2 separate regions of the Homo sapiens genome follow, and region 1 is linked to region 2. The links are chromatin contacts, found by Hi-C or POLR2A ChIA-PET in ENCODE. All regions are on one chromosome and are shown on one strand. Each heading gives the region's core, a stretch centred on a gene start or an enhancer-like site at or near the end of the contact. The rest is flanking DNA. Distances are from core to core; before and after follow the strand shown. Region 1 overlaps F9 (coagulation factor IX). Region 2 overlaps ATP11C (ATPase phospholipid transporting 11C (ATP11C blood group)).

The links. Hi-C counts contacts between places; a loop is a spot of excess contacts on that map. ChIA-PET counts read pairs that join two places held with the same protein, here RNA polymerase II (POLR2A). Pooled maps may share reads with other maps.
Region 1: a map with no recorded cell type shows a loop between it and region 2 (9-fold over the local background). The contact joins two enhancer-like sites. A Hi-C loop is called at or near these places in 4 of 37 single-sample maps with no recorded cell type and 3 of 50 pooled maps. POLR2A ChIA-PET finds 5 or more read pairs at or near these places in 2 of 52 experiments (K562 and activated CD4-positive, alpha-beta T cell).

The regions. Positions count from the first base shown.
Region 1 is chrX:139,551,513-139,555,221 of GRCh38, forward strand. The region is part of intron 6 of F9 (coagulation factor IX); the gene reads left to right. Among named protein-coding and RNA genes, the nearest start is that of F9, 23 kb to the left of the region's middle. Within about 2 kb of position 2,424, at least 3 of the 41 ENCODE cell types and tissues checked have a DNase peak (open chromatin) inside an H3K27ac peak, as active enhancers do.
Region 2 is chrX:139,737,151-139,741,056 of GRCh38, forward strand. ATP11C (ATPase phospholipid transporting 11C (ATP11C blood group)) reads right to left here. Exons shown (of 30, transcript NM_001353812.2): 27 at 3,841-3,906; 28 at 766-919. Among named protein-coding and RNA genes, the nearest start is that of MCF2, 31 kb to the left of the region's middle. RefSeq lists a silencer at 1,460-1,754. Within about 2 kb of position 1,606, at least 2 of the 41 ENCODE cell types and tissues checked have a DNase peak (open chromatin) inside an H3K27ac peak, as active enhancers do.

The DNA of each region.
Region 1 (3,709 bases), core at 1,174-3,673, 180 kb before region 2:
GGCAACTGGTCAACAACATGAAGGTCTGGAAGAAAGGTCGCAGGTACTCAGGTTCAGGGCACTACTTCAGCTTCAGCCCTTGCAAAAACTGGTGAGAGTTGGAAAGTCTTTAGGCTAAGAAAAATTGGATTATTTAAAAGGGGGTAAAGAAAGGGACTCAAGGAGGAAGGATTAAGGCAAGAACTAGGTTCCAAGAAACAGGGCATGAGAGAGAGTCTTGATCTACCACTATAGTTCTCGTGGTAGCATCAGAATCACCTGGGAACGTAGAAATGCAAATTCTCCTGCTCTACACTAGACCTACCAAATCAGAATATCTAGGGGGTGGGGCCCAGCAGTCTGTGCGCAAACAAGCACTGCAGGTGATTTTGATGCACATTATAGTTTGAAAACTAGGCCAGGTGCAGTGGCTCATGCCAATAATCCCAGCACTTTGGGAGACTGAGACGGGAGGATTGCTTAAACCCAGGAGTTTGAGACCAGCCTGGGCAACACGGCGAAACCCCACCTCTAATTAAAAAAAATACAAAAATTAGCTAGGTGTGATGGCTCCCACCTGTGCTCCCAGCTATTCAGGAGGCTGAGGTGGGAGAATCACCTGAGCCTGGAAAGTCGAGGCTGCAGTGAATTGTGATCACACCACTGCACTTCAGCCTGAGTGACAGAGTAAGACCCTATCTCAAAAAACAGAAAAAGAAAAACACTGGCCCAAAGGAAATGAACTTGTTACAGAAGCCGGGGTTCAAAACACCAAATAATGCACTTGTACCTAGTCCTTCCCGGGTGCTCTGCAGACATTTCTCCAAGCGTAGTCTGCAAACAACCTACATATGTAGAATTACCTATGCACATTTTTCATTTAACAACCAAGAGCTACATTTGTAGCAAAATCTGGGTTGTAACTTAGCCTACAGCTGAAGCCTAAGAGATTCCGTCTGTGAGAAGAAATAACCCACCTCTTTGGCCCCCCTCCCCAGGCAGGAAGCCAGGATGGTCCTTATATAAAGTTGTGCTGTCCAATAGGTAACCACTAGCCACATATGGCTATTTAAATTTAAATTAACTACAATTAAGAGAAATTAAAAATTCAATTCCTCAATTGCACCTGCCAAATTTTAAGCACATAACAACCACATGTGGCTAGTAACTACTGTATTGGAGAGTGCAAGCGGAGATAGAACACTCTATTACTGCAGAAATTTCTATTGGATAGCACTTATAATAGTTTAGTGTAACTTAAAACTCCCTAGTTGCCACAGTCATGATTTAGTAGTAATTTCATGGATTTCTCTACTGAGGTTAGAATCTCTGCCATTAGAGACTGATAAATTTAAAGTTTGCAATTATCAAACTGGTGACAATTTAAGCCAGAATCAGGTAAATGTCCTCAGTTTTAACAGCATTGGAATTTTCTGGGACTAGCTGTGTATCTATCCAGGATTCTTGAGAATGCCTGCCATTTTTCAACATAATGGATGTAAGGTATTACACATATACCTGGGGATGGGGTGGTAGGTATAATTGCACAAGCATTGTGGAGAATGGTATCAAAGAGTGGCAGAACATCACAATCAAGGTTTTCCCTTTCTTTTACCTTTGCTTTTTAAAAAGACAATATTTGCTGGACCTGATCTTATAACTCATAAATGGGACACTGTATGTTCCTTTTTACCTCCTCTGTTTCTACTTAATTGCACCCTATGAGGACTGCTTCCCTTACCTACCATAACCCCTTCCTTCACTCATCCATATCTTTACTCTTCTTCACAACTCTGTAATATTGACCTTCTTTATGAACCTTTCCTGGAACAATCCCTCTTAAGTGCAAGCACTGTTATTATGCCTTCAATGTATTTAATATCCATGTATCTATTCTCTCTAATTTTGTCATTTTGTGTTCTCATGTATTTTCATTCATTATGTGTCCAACTTCCATGGATAACATGGTTACAACAAAAGATCCTACTTTATGACAATTATCTTCCTTGGGTTTGTGGGACATAGAACAGTGCTCAGAGTAGGGGATCCAAGAACCCAGGAGAATATATTAGCTAAGAAGATAACTTCCGTTTTTAAAAGTCCAAGATTCAGGAGATCAAAACCATCCTGGCTAACATAGTGAAACCCCGTCTCTTCCAAAAATACAAAAAATTAGCCCGGCGTGGTGGCAGGCGCCTATAGTCCCAGCTACACGGGAGGCTGAGGCAGGAGAATGGCGTGAACCGGGGAGGCGGAGCTGGCAGTGAGCCGAGATCCCGCCACTGCACTCCAGCCTGGGCGACAGAGCGAGACTCCGTCTCAAAAAAAAAAAAAAAAAAAAAGTCCAAGATTAAAAAAAAAAAAAAAAAAGGATGTCTGCTTTGTGAGTTTAGCATTGTCTCCTTGTCATTCCAGAAATGAAATGGCAAATACATTTAAATCAGAACTAAAAAGGGGAACAGGGTATAAAGGCTCAATTTAGTCACATCATTTCCGTTTCTCACCCACCCCCTTTAAACCAGATGTTTGCCAATGCATTAACAATGCAGATGTTTCCTGAAAGAAAGTTTAGTAACTCAAGCAGACACCTTATTTTCTTTTCAAGCAGAAAAGACTATGAGATGGTGGTTGTGGTTGTTCCGGGAGGGAGAAGATATAAATGATACACATTATTTCAAATCATTTCATGACCTCACTGCACACTTATAGTTATTGTACCTGTTGTCTTTTTGCTGTCAAGCCTAGCTAAGATCATTTGGAATGTTCAAGATCACTCATACATGCATGTGCACACATACACATGCACATATGTTCACTCCCTATTTCATCCACATGAACTAAGATTACTGATGTGTACAGATTCAAAGCACTTTTATTCTTTTCCAAAGGCAAGAAGCTGAGCTACTTTCCAGAATAGTTGTGAAAGACCCTGTCATACTTCTGCATTGTTTCCTCCACACCACCTCCATCCAGTTCCTTATGAATGGTTACTGGTTTTCAAAAATATGAGATAAATTGAGTGTATAAAAGTCATTTTTAGACAAAATGAAACAGGAAATGAAAGAAACCAGAATCTCTCCTCATTTGTGGATGGGCCAGCTCCACCATGTCATGGTTAATCTGCAGGGAGGAAATACTAGATTTGATTGCAGATCAGACTGCAGCAAACCTGCTGTGACTAAGGCATCAAGAGAAAGCAAGCAACAGCTGGGGCTTCAGTGGTGAAAACATTATATATCTAGCTTTGAAATATGAAATACTGTTTAGCAGTGTCACCTAGAAAAGAGTGTTTCAAAATGCTGATGCTTCATAAGAACCTTTCTCTTCAGAGTTGTTTCTTTTATCTTTCAAATTAGCCAGGGTGGGAAATAAAGTGATCACTTGGTGAAGAAATCTCACAAAGAAGAACATAGAGAGTTCACTTTCATCTGGAGTAATGAACAGATTGAACAAACTAGAAATGGTTAGTCTGTTAAAGAAAAGGTGTAGGTGAGCTGTTTGCAAGAGCCACAAGGGAAAGGGGAAGACAACTTCTTTGTGGACTTAAGGGTGAAAGTTGCAAGCAGGCAAGACGATTCTGACCTCCATTAAGAAAGCCCTTTCCAACCAACAACCACTGGGTTGGTTACGCAGGTTGGGCAGCATTGGGAGCAAATGTTGATTGAACAAATGTTTGTCGGAATTGTTGACTTAAAGAGCTGTTCTGTCACTGGGGACAGCAGCGGCTAGA
Region 2 (3,906 bases), core at 356-2,855:
AGGAATATGACATATTTAATTAGCCTGTTGGTCAAAATCTGCCAAAAGTTTTATTTTCCATGCTCATCTCCCTATTTCGCTTTAAAGGCTTTTTAAAAAATGTTTAAAAGATATCATAATGAGGCAGCAGAAAAAATAACTTCTCATTCCCACAGGAAATTTACAATTTAATAGGAAAAATAAAAACACACTCATAAAACTATCTTGAATTTTTACGAGTGTGTTCCAGAGGCTAAGGATGTCAAAACCACATCCAGGGAATTCTCTTTGGTTCAAATATACTGCTGGACAGACAGGGCTAGAAGCAACGCAGAGATTAAGCAGCACTATAATTAAAGGAAGGGGAAAGGTTTGAAAGAGGCAAATTGGTATTATCAACTGAAAAAAATCTGCAAACAGCCCACAGGGAAATTTCTAAGTTTAAAGCGAAAATGTTGGTGTGGAAATTCCTGGTGTGAAAATTCTAGGCTAAATACAAAATAAAATAATTTTTTCCTTTTAAAATTCCATATGGAGCATATGAGATACTCCATATGGATTGCCGAAGGTCACATAGAACACTATTAAGGAATCTACTTACCACCTGCATTGGATAACGAAGTTTTTACTATACTTTTTATGCAGAAGAGGAAATTAAGTGATGAACCTGTAAGGAGGGGTTTAACATGCTGTAACTAATGTAATTTTCTAAATCAGGTTTTTAGCTCATGGCAGATATTGAGGCCCCTTCCAAAAATCAGGTTGTAAGATAAACTTAGTTCTTACCCTGGCACTTCTTCTTCTTACATTCTTTAATACTATCAGAAGAATCTCAGGGAACAGGCTGATAAATATTAGAAGAATTATAGCCAACCATGTGGATACAGAAGACAGCATTTGGGCAAATACAAAATACATTCTCTGTTGCTTGAGAAAAGGCCTGCAGTGGAAAGAAAATACATGATGGAAAAACAAATCAATTCCTGTCATATGAAATGGACATTTAATTAAAATGTCGTTTGTATTTAAAAAGAATCTTCCTTACATACATTAATAAAAATAATTTTCTCTAGAATATCCCAAAGTAATAAACAAATTTCATTTACCAAATGTTTGGAAAAAAAGGAATGATAATCAAAGGAGAAAAAAGATAAAATGCATTTGACTTGAAGACAATCAGGCAATCAATTCTAAAGCTGCCAACTGGCGACTATTTATGTGCATTAGAAAATGCTGGTGCTTAAAAGATATTCAAGAGAAATGGTTCATTTTTATCCTAACAAGCATTTTATTTCCTCAGCTGTTTTATTAAGATGGGGATGGATTTGTGTTCTGTATTCAGAAATTCAAAAGACATTTTTATAACTCTCTCCCAATAAAAACACTATGTAAATATAAAAAGGACAGTAGAAGCTTATCATCTCTCTCAAATGGAAGGAATCTACCATTGTCATCCACAAATATATATTAACAGTATGTGCCAAATAGGTTGACACAGAGTAGAATATTGCTAATTGGACATTAAGCCTTAGAATCCAGAAATCCAGCAGGAACCCCCATTCTGGAGTTAGATTTCATTCTGAGTCATCCACTTCATTGTAAAGTGGCCATTGAGAAGCACAGCCTGTTTCCCTTCCCTTCTGTCTGAGCTGAACCACAGAGAGCCTCAGTAGGTGAAGCTATTGTTCTTTGAAGGTGAGGGGGAAGAAGTGGTTGCTTAAAGACAGGATGCACATCAGACTGCCCTAGGATTAAAGAGCTCCAGGTAGATAACCATGGCTCCTGTTTATTAGATGACACATCATGCTTCCTGAAGATAATTTGGTTTCTCATTTAAAAATTAATGTCTATGCACCCTTATGTAACATGATAAAACTGAGTTTGTGGCTCTACTTTTATGAAAATTAGATTGTGGAATAAAAGTGAGAACAGGAAGGTAGAAAAATTTATGAGGCCTAGGCTACACAGGCTTTCTGGGAAAAGTCTGCCACATGGAAAAGACTTCTGCAGAACTCTACCTCACTCAAATTCTGAAGAACACCTTGAATAATGTTCTAGGCAGTTAACTGAGCCATAACAGGGGCCCAGATGACAAATGGCAGCTAGTCACAGAGTGTTCCTTGGCATCATACCTTCTGACTAATGCATCCAGTTGTTTTTTGTTTTTTTTTTTTAACCTCCATGTCATCTATGGAGTTTTGTAGTAGGGCAGTAAAAAATAAACACTATTATTTCTGGATGTGGTTTGGGGCTCGGAAGTCATCATTCTCACTACCCAACCCCAAAGACGGGTGTGACTCAATGCCTCAGGGTAAAACATGTCTAGAGACATCAGTTGTGACCACATTCAGCTGAAGTTTCACATTGTTTCTAGTCACATTTTACTGGTTGCTTTATAAGTTTATATTCATGCAGTGGCTCAACTCTACTTAATGATAATACTTCAGGCAATAAAATAAAAAATAGATTAACATTTCATTTTTAGTAGCACTAATGAATAAACAGGTGTGACAATACCATAATCATTTACTGGATTTATTTTCATCAATAAGGAATAGTCTGTAGAAAGGGTTGGAAATGAGTTCGCTGGAAACATTTTATTTTTGTAGAAATTTTGCATAATTAGTTCAGATGCTGATTACATAGATTCATAGAATTATGGTACTCTGGGCAGACATACAATTGTATATGGTATGTTCTTAATCAACTTTGAATTATTTGTTATATTATTAAAGAAAATAGAGACTTCTTCCAGCTTCATTGCTCTCAATTACCTATAGAGGTACCAAATATATGCTGTAATTATACTTTTTAAAGCTGGTACTTCCTTAAATGATTAGGTTTCTCATATTTTTATTTCTTAAGGTTTTTATTTTTAAAAAGCTTTTCAAAATAGAGTTTCTTCTAATTAAGACTCAAGGGACATAAACATAAGCCTCACATCTCTGTGATAAAATAGAATCATTTTGTATGTAAGATTTTGCTCAAAGCAATGAAAATATGTACTCCTGAAATCTTACACTATGGCTTGCTCTAGCCATGCTCTCTGCTGCTGGCATCCTTGTCAGGGGAAGCCATTCACTAAAAAAAACAACTCTGACATTTAAAAATAAAATATATGTTTTTGGGAGTAAAGAAAGGAGATGCAAATATATAACTCTCCCAATCACAGCTTATGTGTCCCTCACTGGACTCTATTCTCCTTGAGTACAGTCTAGTCATCTCTCTAACCCATAGAGTCTCAAGCACAAAACTGATTCTGAACAAACATCTATCTACTGAACCAAGATGAACTAAATGAACTTTAAAGACAAGCTGCAGAGTCTGCCTTTCTACATCTTCCCTCCTCCACCAAAACAGTAAGATGACAATTTCAAAATACAACCCTCTGAATTATTAAGTTGTATATATCCTATACCCTGAGCACACCTGTAGTAACATGAATCATGGTTATATACTATCAAGAGAAAATAAGGGTCCAAATGGACAATAATGTATCTGTTGGTCAATATATCAGGTAGAAACTTCACAGGATGAGTATTTCCTCTGAAAATCACGAGAGGTTGTGCTGAAAACTATAGTTTCACTAGAGAGATGTTTACAACACCTTCAAACAGACAGAAGCTACCAAAGGGAGGTCTTCTGAGTGACTTGTGCAGTCTATATATGTGTATTTAAAATCTTACCTGAAATTAGTAGCACTACCAGCTAACAAATAACCTTCAGGCCATTAATATTAAAGACGTGTCATCTTATATAATTAAAATTTTTAAAGTATAATGAATGCTTACATATATAGTGTACATACACATGTATCTACTTTGCTATTTACATATTGCTCACACATGTACAATTGCTTACCAAATAATTCCTCCCCAGAAGAATGAGAAAAATACATAGAAGGCTAAAGAACCCCAAATCACAAAG